Regions from separate parts of the Mus musculus genome. Here regions 2 and 3 are each linked to region 1. A link is a contact called in ENCODE Hi-C or POLR2A ChIA-PET data. All regions are on one chromosome and are shown on one strand. Each heading gives the region's core, a stretch centred on a gene start or an enhancer-like site at or near the end of the contact. The rest is flanking DNA. Distances are from core to core; before and after follow the strand shown. Region 1 holds the start of Creb3l1 (cAMP responsive element binding protein 3-like 1). Region 2 overlaps Creb3l1 (cAMP responsive element binding protein 3-like 1). Region 3 has its middle 30 kb from the start of Gm31473.

Evidence for each region. A loop is a pair of places that touch in the nucleus more often than their neighbours do. ChIA-PET counts read pairs that join two places held with the same protein, here RNA polymerase II (POLR2A).
Region 2: a loop to region 1 is called in a map of heart, with 2.0 times the contacts of the local background. The contact joins the enhancer-like site here to the promoter of Creb3l1 in region 1. A Hi-C loop is called at or near these places in 5 of 37 maps with a recorded cell type or tissue (gastrocnemius and heart).
Region 3: a map of heart shows a loop between it and region 1 (3-fold over the local background). The contact joins the enhancer-like site here to the promoter of Creb3l1 in region 1. A Hi-C loop is called at or near these places in 8 of 37 maps with a recorded cell type or tissue (T-helper 1 cell, T-helper 2 cell, gastrocnemius and 1 more). POLR2A ChIA-PET finds 5 or more read pairs at or near these places in 3 of 5 experiments (Patski and embryonic stem cell).

What each region holds. Positions count from the first base shown.
Region 1 is chr2:92,022,253-92,026,295 of GRCm38, forward strand. Creb3l1 (cAMP responsive element binding protein 3-like 1) reads right to left here and starts at 1,918. Exons shown (of 12, transcript NM_011957.2): 1 at 1,752-1,918. The coding sequence starts at 1,853.
Region 2 is chr2:91,982,707-91,986,749 of GRCm38, forward strand. It overlaps Creb3l1 (cAMP responsive element binding protein 3-like 1), which reads right to left. Exons shown (of 12, transcript NM_011957.2): 10 at 3,455-3,581; 11 at 459-726; 12 at 1-301. The coding sequence ends at 265. Among named protein-coding and RNA genes, the nearest start is that of Dgkz, 34 kb to the left of the region's middle. Within about 2 kb of position 1,890, at least 1 of the 3 ENCODE cell types and tissues checked has a DNase peak (open chromatin) inside an H3K27ac peak, as active enhancers do; it is heart, where a contact is called at or near this core.
Region 3 is chr2:92,056,540-92,060,582 of GRCm38, forward strand. No RefSeq gene overlaps it. Among named protein-coding and RNA genes, the nearest start is that of Gm31473, 30 kb to the left of the region's middle. Within about 2 kb of position 2,057, at least 1 of the 3 ENCODE cell types and tissues checked has a DNase peak (open chromatin) inside an H3K27ac peak, as active enhancers do; it is heart, where a contact is called at or near this core.

The DNA of each region.
Region 1 (4,043 bases), core at 668-3,167:
CCCAGCTGGCCATTCCCTTCTGGTGTCCCACTGCGCATCAGGAATTCTTTCCTGCACTGGAGCAAGGCCAGAAGAGCAGCTACAGAGCAGAGCAGGCTGCAGCGTTCATTGAGAAGAAAGCCCAGCTCAGTCGGTCCCCAGCTGCACTGTCCCTGGAGCCTGGGCCCCAACAAACCTCTTTCCCTCTGAGCAGAATCTTTTACCTGCTCCAAGAGGGCTATGTGGTCCCTCAGGAAGCTGTTGTTTTACTCCTGGGAAGCATCTAGAACCATCCTTAGGAAGCACTGGCCCGGTTTCCCTCCATTTTACAGATCAGGTAATGGAGGCCTGAGGGGGAAAGAGAGACACGCATGGCCCAGGCTCACAAGGGAAACAGAGGCAGGATGAGGGTGTTGCCACTTCTCCTAAGACTAAGCATCTCTCCTAGTTCCTTCCATCTGATGTAGAAGACTAAGACTTGAACAACCTCCCTCAGACAGCAAGGCCGGGACATGCTGCTTGAGAATGCCTGGGAGATCTGTCACCCCATGACTCCCTAACTGATGGAGACGCGAAATCAAGCTGAGCAGGACACTCAATGACATCTAAGGCCTTTGTCTGCTTAAGTTTTGTTAGAGCAAGAGGTAGAGACAAACAGGTGGGGAGCCATGTGTTTGGTCTCTGGTGTGTGTGGGGTGGAGGGGTGTGCAAATGTGGCTCATTCCATGGTGGGGGTGGGTTCCCAGAAGATTCTCCAAACAGCCCACGTTTCTTCAGGATGAGCCCCTGAATCCTGCCCCCCCCCCCCCCCACCGCGTGTGCGTGTGCGTGTGCGTGTGTGTGTGTGTGTGTGTGTGTGTATCTGTCTGTCAGCCATGCTCCTCCTCCATCAAGTCTTAGGGCTGAGCCCGAGTGAAAGAGAGTGAAAGGAAATAAGAGAGAGCCACGTTTCCTTAGAAAAGAAGGGGAAAGGAGTGAGAAGGAGGATAACTTCACAGCTAGGAGCAGTCATGAAGCCACAGGGAGAGACAAAGTTAGCAGAACCACAGGGAACTTAGGGACAAGAAGTACAGTGGCCAAGAGACTGATAGGAAAAAAAAAGGGTCTTCTGAGACGTCACCCGGTGCTTCCCTGTCCCACCACCCCCTACTGCCTTCCCGGGAGGGAGGCCAGAGCAGGGTTCTTCAGTTTCTGGGTCTGGCTCTGTATCTGGGTCTGCCTCTGACCCCCTAGAAGCTTCGGGCGTCTGGCCTGGGAAAGCACCCCTGTGCGCCCCCAGGCGGAGATACAGCCCCAGAGCCACCGAGGCCCTAAAGAGGGCGCAGGAAAGAGCTCCTCTACTTTGCGCCCAGTCTGGTTCCAGAACCTTGGGGTGGGTGGAGGGCGGATGGAAGACTATGGCTGACTATGCCGCGCGCGGGCTGTGGGGTTTGGGGTGAGGATTGGTGTCTCGTTAGTTCATGTCGAGATTCAGAGGCCCCTTACGCCTCCTTGTCCCCTTCCTCTAGAAGCCAGAGGCCAACGTGTTCTTGGATTGAGTCCCCAGGAGTGGTGTGGGGCGAGAGCTGCGAGCCTACTCTCTAGGCTCCTGGTCTAAGAGGGGCGTCCAAGGAACTAGTTGCCCCATCTTAAAACCCTAGCACGTGTCCATCCAAGGGACCCTGTGCTGAACCCCCTCCTTGGCTCTTGCGGGTCTTTGCAGGGTTCCAGGCGCTCTGCGGAGAGGGGTGAGAGTTGTGTGCAAAGGGGAACCGAGACCCTTTCGTTCTTACCGCATTGTTGAGGAAATCCGACTCATTCAGGTCTCCCAAGTCCAGGAAGCTGGATCCCGGGAACAGCCTGTCGGCCGGGAAAGGTTCCAAGACGGCGTCCATCGCGCCGGGTTCCAGGGGACCCCTTCGGGCTGCGCTTTCCTCACTCCAGGGCGGCGGCGAACCCCGCACCGGGCTGCGGCTGGGCGCGGGCAGGCGGCCCGGGGGGCAGGTCCGGGCGAGCCCCGGGGGAGGAGCGGTGGGGGTGGCGCGGGTCGGGGGCGCTGGGGGGCCTTAGGGCAGCGGCGCCGAAAGCACCGTGGGCTTTCAGCCGACTCCTCCTCCTGCTCCTCCCGGGGCGCAGCTGGCTTCCATGGGGAGCCCGGGGGTGGGGCCGATGCTGGAGGAGCCCCCCAGGCCGGGCGGGAGCCAGGGGCGGGGGAGCTCAATGCTCCCCCGAGGATGGGTGGCTGCCGAGTCGCAGAGATCTCTCTGGGTCTCTTCCTCTGCGCGGCTTCTGTCACTTTCCGGAGTCTGAAACTGGGAACCCGGGGCTGGTTAACCCAGCTGGCCCGGGCGCCACGCCCCCACATCAATATTCACGATAACTCAATATTAATGAGTAGAGGGCGTGGCTGGGGCTTCGTCGCCTCTCCTTTAAAGAGACGTGTGTCTGTTAGGTTTCCTTGGCTGGCTCAGCTCTCTGAGTGCTCAAATAAGGGGGATAAAGGCAAAATTATCCTGGAAACTGTAGGCTTCGTGAAACCTGGACGGCTTGTGATGGCTTTACAAGCCACGATTCTGTAAACTGAGGACTGACTAGGAAGCCAAATTCGCCTAATTCTCCTTCTTCTTCTTCTTCTTCTTCTTCTTCTTCTTCTTCTTCTTCTTCTTCTTCTTCTTCTTCTTCTTCTTCTTCTTCTTCCTTCTTCTTCTTCTTCTTCTTCTTCTTCTTCTTCTTCTTCTTCTTCTTCTTCTTCTTCTTCTTCTTTCTTCTTTCTTCTTCTCCTCCTCCTCCTCCTCCTCCTCCTTCTCCCCCTTCTTCCTCCTCCTCCTCCCCCTTCTTCTTCCTCCTCCTCCTCTTCCTTCTTCTTCTTCTTCTTCTTCTTTCTTCTTTCTTCTTCTCCTCCTCCTCCTCCTCCTCCTCCTCCTCCCCCTTCTTCCTCCTCCTCCTCCCCTTCTTCTTCCTCCTCCTCCTCTTCCTTCTTCTTCTTCTTCTTCTTCTTCTTCATCTTCTCTCTCTCTCTCTCCTTTTTTTTTTTTTTTTTTTTTTAAATAGGGTGTCTATGTAGGTCCGGCTGGCCTGGAACACTCTCTGTAGACCAAGTTGCCCTCAAACTTAGTTTCCCCCTTGCTTCAGTCAGGTGCACCACAGTGTCAGGCTTTTTTCAGTTTGATATTAAACCCTGGATTAAACCAAAGTCAGGGAATTCTATCCTCCCTGGGTTGGGGAGATGACGCAAGAGTCTGTTCTTCCAGACTCAGAAAATACCTTTCCACAATGGTGTGTGTGTGTGTGTGTGTGTGTGTGTGTGTGTGTGTGTGTATGTGTGTGTGTATGTGTTCACATGGGGAGGGGCAGGGTCTCATGTAGTGTTTTTGTTGCTATCTATCTATCTATCTATCTATCAATTATCTATTCGTTTTTTGAGACAGATTTCTCTGTGTAGTTAGCCCTCACTGTCCTGGAACTCGCTCTGTAGACCAGGCTGATCTCAGACTCACAGAGATCAACCTGCCTCTGCCTCCGGAGTGCTGAGATTAAAGTCATGCACTGCTGCCTGGCATCACACCCAGCTTTTGGTAGTGCTGGAGATCACACCTGGGGCCTTCTGCCTCTCGGCCAATTGAGCCACATCTCAGTTCTTGACTTGCAGCTTCTTTATTTAGTCTTTATCACTGAGCTCTCTCACTCTTGGCTTCTGTGTCTCCTCCCCTGGGAAGCCTTCCTGGAAGGCCCAGATGGGAGCACTCGCCATCCCTGCACAGACTCCGGGCACAGGTGCTCAGCACCAGTTCCATGCCTTTCAGCCTTTGTTTGCACAGTTGACCATGACCTTGCTGGACTCCAAAACCCATCAGGACAACACGCAATCCAGCTCTCCTGCAGGCAGAGGCGTGAGTGGAGCCCCCCATTCTCTCATCAACCATTAAGCCTCTAGATGTTCTTCAGAGCAGGATGTGGGAGGATGTAAGTGTGGTGAGCCACAGTGCTGTCCAGTCACCTGACACGCCTAGGCCCCTTGGACTCATTACTTAAGGAGCCTGCTGCTTCGACAACTTAATCTCTTAAAAGGGCTGATAAACAATCTC
Region 2 (4,043 bases), core at 640-3,139, 40 kb before region 1:
AGTGGTTGCGTTGGTCACTATGGGAAGGAAACGGGTAGCCCAGTGAGTGGTTTATCGGAGGAGGACGGATAGTGGTAGGAGGGAAAGGTGGGAACGGAGTGGTCAGCCCAGGGGAGCAGTCCAAGTGTCTGGGGACATAGAGCGTCCCCAGCTACTACAGGGACCCGGGGGGCAGGGGTATGAGCTGGATCTGGGTCATCGAGCAAGAGAACGCCTCTTCTGGGTGCCAGGGTGTCCGTCCTGTGTCCTGGGTCTTGGAGTGGCCTAGGAGAGTTTGATGGTGGTGTTGGGGCCCAGATCCCTGGGGAGAGAAGAAGATCCAGGGATGAATCTGCCCTGGGGTACCCGTCATTCAACTGTGAGCCAGGACTTGACCAGGGCCCCCTCCCCCTGGGAAGATGTGGCTGAGGGAGGCACAGCCTGGGACCCTGGGAAGGGAAGGCTGTCCCTCTGCTCACCTGTCATGGAACCACTCCTTGGGGTGGGAGAAGTTGGGGCTGGTGCCGTTGTCATCAGTGTCCTCTGGCCAGGTCTCTCTCAAGTACTTGGTGGTCTCATGGATGCTGTCTGCACGGTCATGTCGGAGGTGGTCCTGGGGCCTCTGCTCTGCTGGACCCCCGGGTTTGAGCTCCCAGCCTTCTGGGGGCTCCACAGGCAGTAGAGCACCTCGGCCATCTTCCCATGAGCCTGCCCCATCATCGTAGAACAGTAGGCTTCGGGAAGGCACTGTGGAGAAAACCAGGGTGAGCCACGGAGGCCCCTCAGGTATGTGCCCTCTGCCGGATCTGCTTCATTCACTTGCCGGGCATGAAGAGTACAGCCTCTGACATCTTACAGGCTTGACTCCTCCTCCTAGCCCTGAGGATCCCTGGCTATGTGATTTTAGGCTAGTCACACACTCTGCTCTGATTTTGCTGGGCATCAGTTTGTTGATCTGTAAAATGGGGATAGTATAACCAACCTCACGGAGATTCAAGGATTCAATGAGTAAACGCAGTATAACAATTGAAGCTGTGCTGCTTTTTGTTTTTGTTTTTGTTTTTGTTTTTTTGCTTTTCGAGACAGGGTTTCTCTGTGTAGCCCTGGCTGTCCTGGAACTCACTCTGTAGACCAGGCTGGCCTCAAACTCAGAAATCTGCCTGCCTTTGCCTCCTAAGTGCTGGAATTAAAGGCGTGCGCCACCACGCCCCGCTCGGAGCTCACAAAAATGTAGCACTTCTGAGCAAGACAATAATGGTTTGCTTACTGGGAACTGGGACTTTTCCCTCCTTATATTAAGGACTGAACCCAGAACTTCGTAATAGCTAGGTCAAGACTCTCTCTCTCTCTCTCTCTCTCTCTCTCTCTCTCTCTCTCTCTCTCTCTCTCTCTCTCTCGTTTATATTGAGACGGGGGGGGGTCTCACTAAGTTGCTCAGGCAGGCCATTAATTAATTTTGTAGCCCGTGTAAGCCTTACACCTACGCTCTTTAGGCCTTGACCTAAGAAGCTAGGATCACACTGACAGGACCTGCTGAGAGCTGGGTTCGAATCCTCCCGTGCCACTTACTTCCTGGGAGAATTAAGGAAACCCTTTTCTTTTCTCTTCTAGGCTAGTTCCTCTGGGAAGTCAAGGGGAGAGAAAAAAAAAAAAGAATGTTTGTTGGACACCCGTGCCAGGCTTTATATAAAGCCCTTAGCTTAAAGCCAATTAAATCTCACACGAAGCCCTGGGAATGAGGTGCTTTAAGCCCCGCTTCCCAGAGCTCATCATCAAGGGTCCCCGTAAATTGGCTTCCTGGCTCCAGTCTGCTGCCTGCCTCCCAGCTTCCCCTGCAGGGTTTAATCTATGAGAATCTATGGAAAAGGCGGCCCCTGGCATTGTGTGAAGCTGCAGTCCGGAAACCAGCCCGCTCAACAAGCCACCTCCTTCCTCAGACGTGCCCTCTGCCCTGCCCTGTGCTTCACTCCCTCCAGAGGCTCATTCATGTCCTCCCTCCCCCTCCCTGGGGTTTGTACTTTAGCACAGCCCCTCCTCTTCTGTGTCTGCTTCCTCTCCTCTGTCCTTGATAGCCTTGGCCCGCCCCGCCCCGCCCCCGCGCCAGCCCCACCCCACCGCTCCATCGCAGCCCCTCTCCTCTCAGTTCTCCTCCCAGCTCCCAGCTCCTGTCCTCCCTTCTAGCCTCTCAGCCTTGCTCACCGCCCCCACCCCCACCCCCGCAGTACCCCTCCTCTCCATACACTCCCTGCTCTCCCCTCTCTCTGACCTCTCATCTGTTTCCTCTTTCTCTTCAGCCACGTAAGATTCATGTCCCTGGCATATGAAGGATGGCCTAGAAGTTCTTCCATGGGTCTACCGGAAGTGGCCTCTACCTCTGAAAGCCATGCTAATCTTTGCTGTTCCCTATACTCTTGCTGTTCGTGGCCTGTCTTTCCCCTCATGTCAGGAGCTATTCCAGAAGGCAAGGTATATGCTCACTGTAAGGATGGCAGTTTCTGGAGTCTAGAAATCAACATGAAGCCAAGATGTGCACCCTGGCTCACACAACTAGCAAATGCAGAGCCGGCTGTGACTGATTCTGAAATGAACCACACCGCACTCCATTGGGGTGGCACCCACATCACAACTACCATGCTCCCCAGGGGTAGGCACTCCCAGCAGAGTCCTGACACCTGCTGCAGGTCCCCTGTGCCTCAGCGGCTTTCTTAACACTGTCACATCAGAAATGACTGAAGACTGACACTCACTTGCTGTCCCTAGAACACTCTGCCGCCCACTAAGTCTGCCCTCTCCACATCGCTGCGCCAAAGGATCTCAGAGAGGCAAAGAATCTGGTCCTCAGGCTGGAGAGATGGCTCAGCAGGTAAGAGCACTGACTGCTCTTCCAGAGGTCCTGAGTTCAATTCCCAGCATCCACACGGTGGCTCACAACCATCTGTAATGGGATCTGATACCCTTTTCTGGTGTGGCTGAAGACAGCTACAGTGTACTTACATATAATAATAAATAAATCTTTAAAAAAAGAGTATAGAATGAGATAATGCCAACCCAAATCTCTTATAAATATTTATTTTTAATTTTTTTAATGTGTATGAATGCTTTGCCTGCCATTGTGTCTGTGTACTACCTGGGTGCTTGGTGCCTTCGGTGACAAGAATTTGGCATCTCATCCCCTGGAACTGGAGTTGCAGGTGGCTGTGAGCCACCATATGGGTGGTTAGGCACCAAACATGGGTCCTCTAAAAGAGCAGCCAGTACCAAGCCATCTATCTCTCCAGCACTCCAGACTTTTTGGAGACAGGGTCTCACTAATGTATCCCTGGCTGGTCTGGAACTCCTCATGTAGACTGGGCTGGTCTTGAACTCATAGATCCACCTGCCTCTGCCTCCAGAGTGCTGGGATTAAAGGTGTGAGTGCAGCTGATATGGCTTCTCTCTAGTAACTGGCTAACACCCAGAGTTTGGAGGTACTTACTCTGACTGGCTGCATAGACACTGTCAGCTGCGATAGGGTCTTCTTTCACAGTCATTGAGCCGGAAGAGAATGCAGGAAGGCAGGGCACAAGGGAGCCCAGCACCAGAACGAAGCACAAGGCTGCCACCTAGTAGTAGACAGAGCAGTCTATTATTAGTCGGATCTGGGGCAGGGCAGGCCTACAAGACTGGCCACTCCCAACTCTCCTCACCCTAAAGCATTGGACGCAAAAGGCTCAGTTTCCCCCAAATGCCTCCCCAGAGCTGGCTGCTCTCTTGGAAGCAGACACAGGCTGTTCAAGTCACCTTTAATCCAATCTAGTGACATGAAAGGGACCAGAGACCAGAGGGCGGGGTTCTGTGTGGTTTCACCTATAGAGAAATCAGGAAAGGAAGAAAGGGGAAGGGGGGAAGGGGAAGGGAGGGTTGCAACTGTGACCAGGGAGAAGGACACATAGCCACATCACCTTCGCAGCCTGAGCCTGAGAAGGAGCCAAGGGCCCCGGGGAGCTCCAGCGAGGCCCTGCCCTTAGAATGTCAGAGGCAACATGTGCTTACCAGGGAGGACAGACTAATGGAAGAGAGCCACT
Region 3 (4,043 bases), core at 807-3,306, 34 kb after region 1:
AGTGGGGGGGGGGGGACCTGGCATTTTACCTTACATATTCTGTCTTTTTTAGGGTGTGGATGGTGAAAGTCTGTTTTGATTGAACAATCTTGAGAGTTAACAAAAACCCTGTCTTCTTTCTTCCCCTGATTATTGTGACTCACTTAATTCTAAGATGCATATTTTTTAAAAATGAATTTAGGAAGCGTGTCCCAGCAGTCAATGCTGTTTAAAGTAGCATTTTCCTGTCAGCAGCGGAGTACTGTGTCAGTTTGGGATTTTCATTGTAAGTCGTGCTTCATAAATATGGCCCGATCTGTTTCGGTCTGGGTAGCAGTGCTTTTATGAGCCAAAGGAATGGGAGTTAGGAGCCAGCTGGAGAAGAAAGTTATTAATATCATGGAGCGCGGCAGGAAAGTTGAAACCATGCGCCTTGGGCTCACGTTGGGGTCTCTGCTATATCGATAGCTGATGTATGTTTCGGGTTGTCGTCACATGTTTGTGGACTGAATGCTCTGACAGAAGGAAAGGCGTTACCCAGAAGGACAAAGAGGCCCACTATTTTGCAGGAGGCAGCCGAGGACAGCCTGAGTTCTCTTGTGTTGAGTGAAGAGGGCTAATTCTTCTGGCTCAAAGACAGTGCAACAGAGACAGCTATTAGGTGACAAGTCTCCTGAGATCTGTTCACTGGCTTCCCTGTCTGGAAAAGCCACCAGCTGCTAATGCTATAGTCAAGGAGTCCTTCTACTTAACCACGCCTAAGGTTGTGATTATTGACGGTCACACCTGGATTGAATTTCCAAACAAACTTCTGGAAAAGTAAGACGACTGAGAGACAGATCCAGGGGGCAGGGCCCCACCCCACCCCTGAATCTTACACCCAGATGATCAGAGATGCAGGCGTATTCAAAAAGGAAGATTCAACCTCTTCATTGGGGGCACTCCCATTTAGACACAAGACCCAGACCCAGCCCCAGCCCCAGACAACACTCCTGTTACAAGAGCCGTGATCTAAATTCCTCGTGGAAAGTCTGTCTGAATTAGACACCTCATTTTAATTCCCATTTCCTTTTTAAGTCCGGTCCCTCCTTCTTGAGAACCACATTTAAAGCTGCGAGCTGGCCTTCCTTCTGTTTTTGCTATTTGTGTGCCAATTTCAAGGGTGGGGAGAGCCACGTTAATTTAAAAATATAGCACAAATAGCAAAATGAGGCTTAGTTTAAAGTAAAAGCCACAGAAAGAGTTTTCCCCTTCCCTTCCATGCGTTTCAGATTTTCCTAGATCCACCTTTATGTCTTCAGAGCCCAGACATAGGAAGTGACTGAGCCTCACTGGATATTCTTCCAAGCCTGAGCAAAAAGCCTCCAGCTCATGCTCTCAGGCCACCTTTATATTTTATTTTTCTGTTTTAGAGATTTGAGTTCGGGGTGGGGGGGGGGAGCTCAGAAAGCTGGCCAAGTCCCCGATTCCATGGTAGGGTTCTAAGCACCGGTAGATTTGGGATTATAACCAATATCTTCCAATCAGTTGTGTCTGCTTGTGCATTCTGGGTATTGGGAATGTAACTGTTAATTAAGGGAGTTCCTAGATTAAATCCAGGTGTCATTATTTACTAGTTTTTTGACTTTACATCAAACAGGAATCATGATCCCCACGGTACAGGCCATACTGTATCAAGGTCTAAAAAGGGCCTGGTGCGACCAATAGGCGGCGGCTGTTATGAAAATAGACCCTCTCGTCTGTGGGCTCTCTCTTTAGTCATCATCTGCCATTTTGGAAAAGGAAAGAATATTTGTAATCTACTTCAAGTGGAGGGTCTACCTCCATTTTAAATCACCCTCGGGCTCACTAGAAGGGAAGACCTGACCAGACCGAGCTGAATTTGCAAACACCTAGGCCTTTTAACCGAGTGGAATCTCTGCCGTTGCCCCCTTATACAAAACAAGATCGAAGCGGCTGGGACTTGGGAAGCCTTGAACGAATGTCAATCGGTCTAAAGAAGCCGGTCTAAATGCGGCGTGGGCTCAGTCACCTGGAGAAGGAAAGCCACTGCAGGCGGCTGTAGGCAGAGGGGACGGAAACTCCATGCGCGAGCGGCAGCGCCCTCTGCTGGTTATATGGTGCAAATCCGGAGCCTAGACCCGCCGCTGGTCAAATGGGACTCGGGATTCCTTCCGCTGCCTCCGCCCCCGCTCCGTCCCTTCTCGGGATCGCCGAGCCTAGTCTGGGTCTGGATTCCAGGAGAGGCGTCCCCATCCTACGCTTGAAGGCAGAGCAAGGACGCTGCTCCAAAACACCCGGTTCATCAGCTGAGCGGAAGCTGCAGGAATCTACCCAAATCCACCAGCGGCTGCTTTTGCCTCCCAGAAGCCGGGGCTATCCGAGGTGGTTTGGAAATGGCATCGCCTATGGCCAAGATCGAGGGTTCTGCGGACAGAGAGGAGCCCTGGGTTCGCTTTCTGCCTCATCCAGCTAGGTGACCTTGGGCAAGGTACTTAAATTTCCATGTGCCTTGTTTTCCTCATCTTTAAGATGGAGAGAATGCTCCCGACCTTGACGGATTGGCTCGAGGATTACACTAGAACAGGCAGCCTAGGTTGGGATTCTGGCATTGACATCAGCTAGTTGTGTGCCCTGGGGCAGGTTACTTAACCTCTCTGCCCTAGTTTCCTGAAAAATAGGGAGCATAACGGTACTTACCTCCGAGGGTTGTTGCCTGCAAAGCGCTTAACACTGCGATGGAAGAGTAAGCGCTTAATAAACTGTGGCTATTATGACTGTTGTCATTATTGTCCTTAAGAGCACTGAGCACAGGAGCAGAGGTCTATCGGGCTGGTTATTATTATTATGTTTCTCGAGTATGGTTATTTCTTTCCCGGAATTGTTAAAATTATTATTATTATTATTCACAAACTCGAGTCCTTATCAGTAGCTGAAGGACAAACAGTCTTCCCGAATTAGAATCCCGGGAGGAGGGCCAAGGACGCGGCGGCGGGCTGCAAGGACCGGGACCTGCGGGGAGGAAACCCGCGCCCGGGTTAGCGCGCGTCAGAGCCTCGGTGACGTCTCTAGGCCCTCGGGCTAGGGAGGCGCGGCCTGCGCACGCCAGGCGTCTGCAGTGGCCCGGGACGGCCGGGTGGTACTCCAGCTACGTGGATGCCCGGCTGGGAAAAGCCTCCCTGGGTCAGACCCTGCGCCTGCCGCTGCGGGGTGCACCCGAGGCTCCGACCGCAGCCTGGCCGGGAGGACGGAGGTGCCAACCCCTGCTCCGGTGTCCGGGCTCCGCCCAGCCTGGCGCACCGCTACCCGCGCGGAGGCTGCTCTGCATCAACATAATGCTCCCCATCCCTGCATCCTCCCGGAACCCATTCCTCATCATCCCTCAGGGCCTCAGCTCAGATTCTCCTCCCTTGGTGCTCGCTCTGACAGACTCCTCCTCTGTCTCTGGCGCCTCCCACTCGCCCGCAGCGCCCGGAGCACGCCCCGCAAGTCCACTTGGTTTGCTACGCACGCATCTCCAACTCGCTGCATCTTGTCCCCGTTACTCTCCGTCGCAGTGAAGGTGACACCACCCACCCGATCACTCGCGATGCGTCCTGGATGCTTCTACCTGCAGTGGTTACTACAGTCTACGCTACTCCCTCTGTGACCTTGTGAATTACCCTCACTCCGTTGGGTATTAACATCTTCCTCTCCAAGGTCTCCCGAGTACATCCTCCTGTATTTCGAGCCCCGTACACCCCTATTGCCCAAGCCTCGCAGCTTCTGTGGAGAAGCCTGGCGCTCCAGGCCCTCCCCATCTTCCTGAGCAAGCAGGTCTGCCATTTTCTAACACCTCATAAACTAATCCCAGTTTAGACCCTGCCTGAGTAGCACTATTTAAGTTGTTCAGTGTTTACTCCCTCTCCGATTACCTTTCCTTATTCTGCTGAACTCCAGAGGGAGTCTCTTCTTCAAGGGTGTCCCATCCCCCGTTCTACTATCTGGCGGTGTGAAATGTTTCTGGACTACAGGACCTTTCTAGGTGGCCAAAGGTCTGTGCCCCGCCCCCTTCTGCTCCCTTC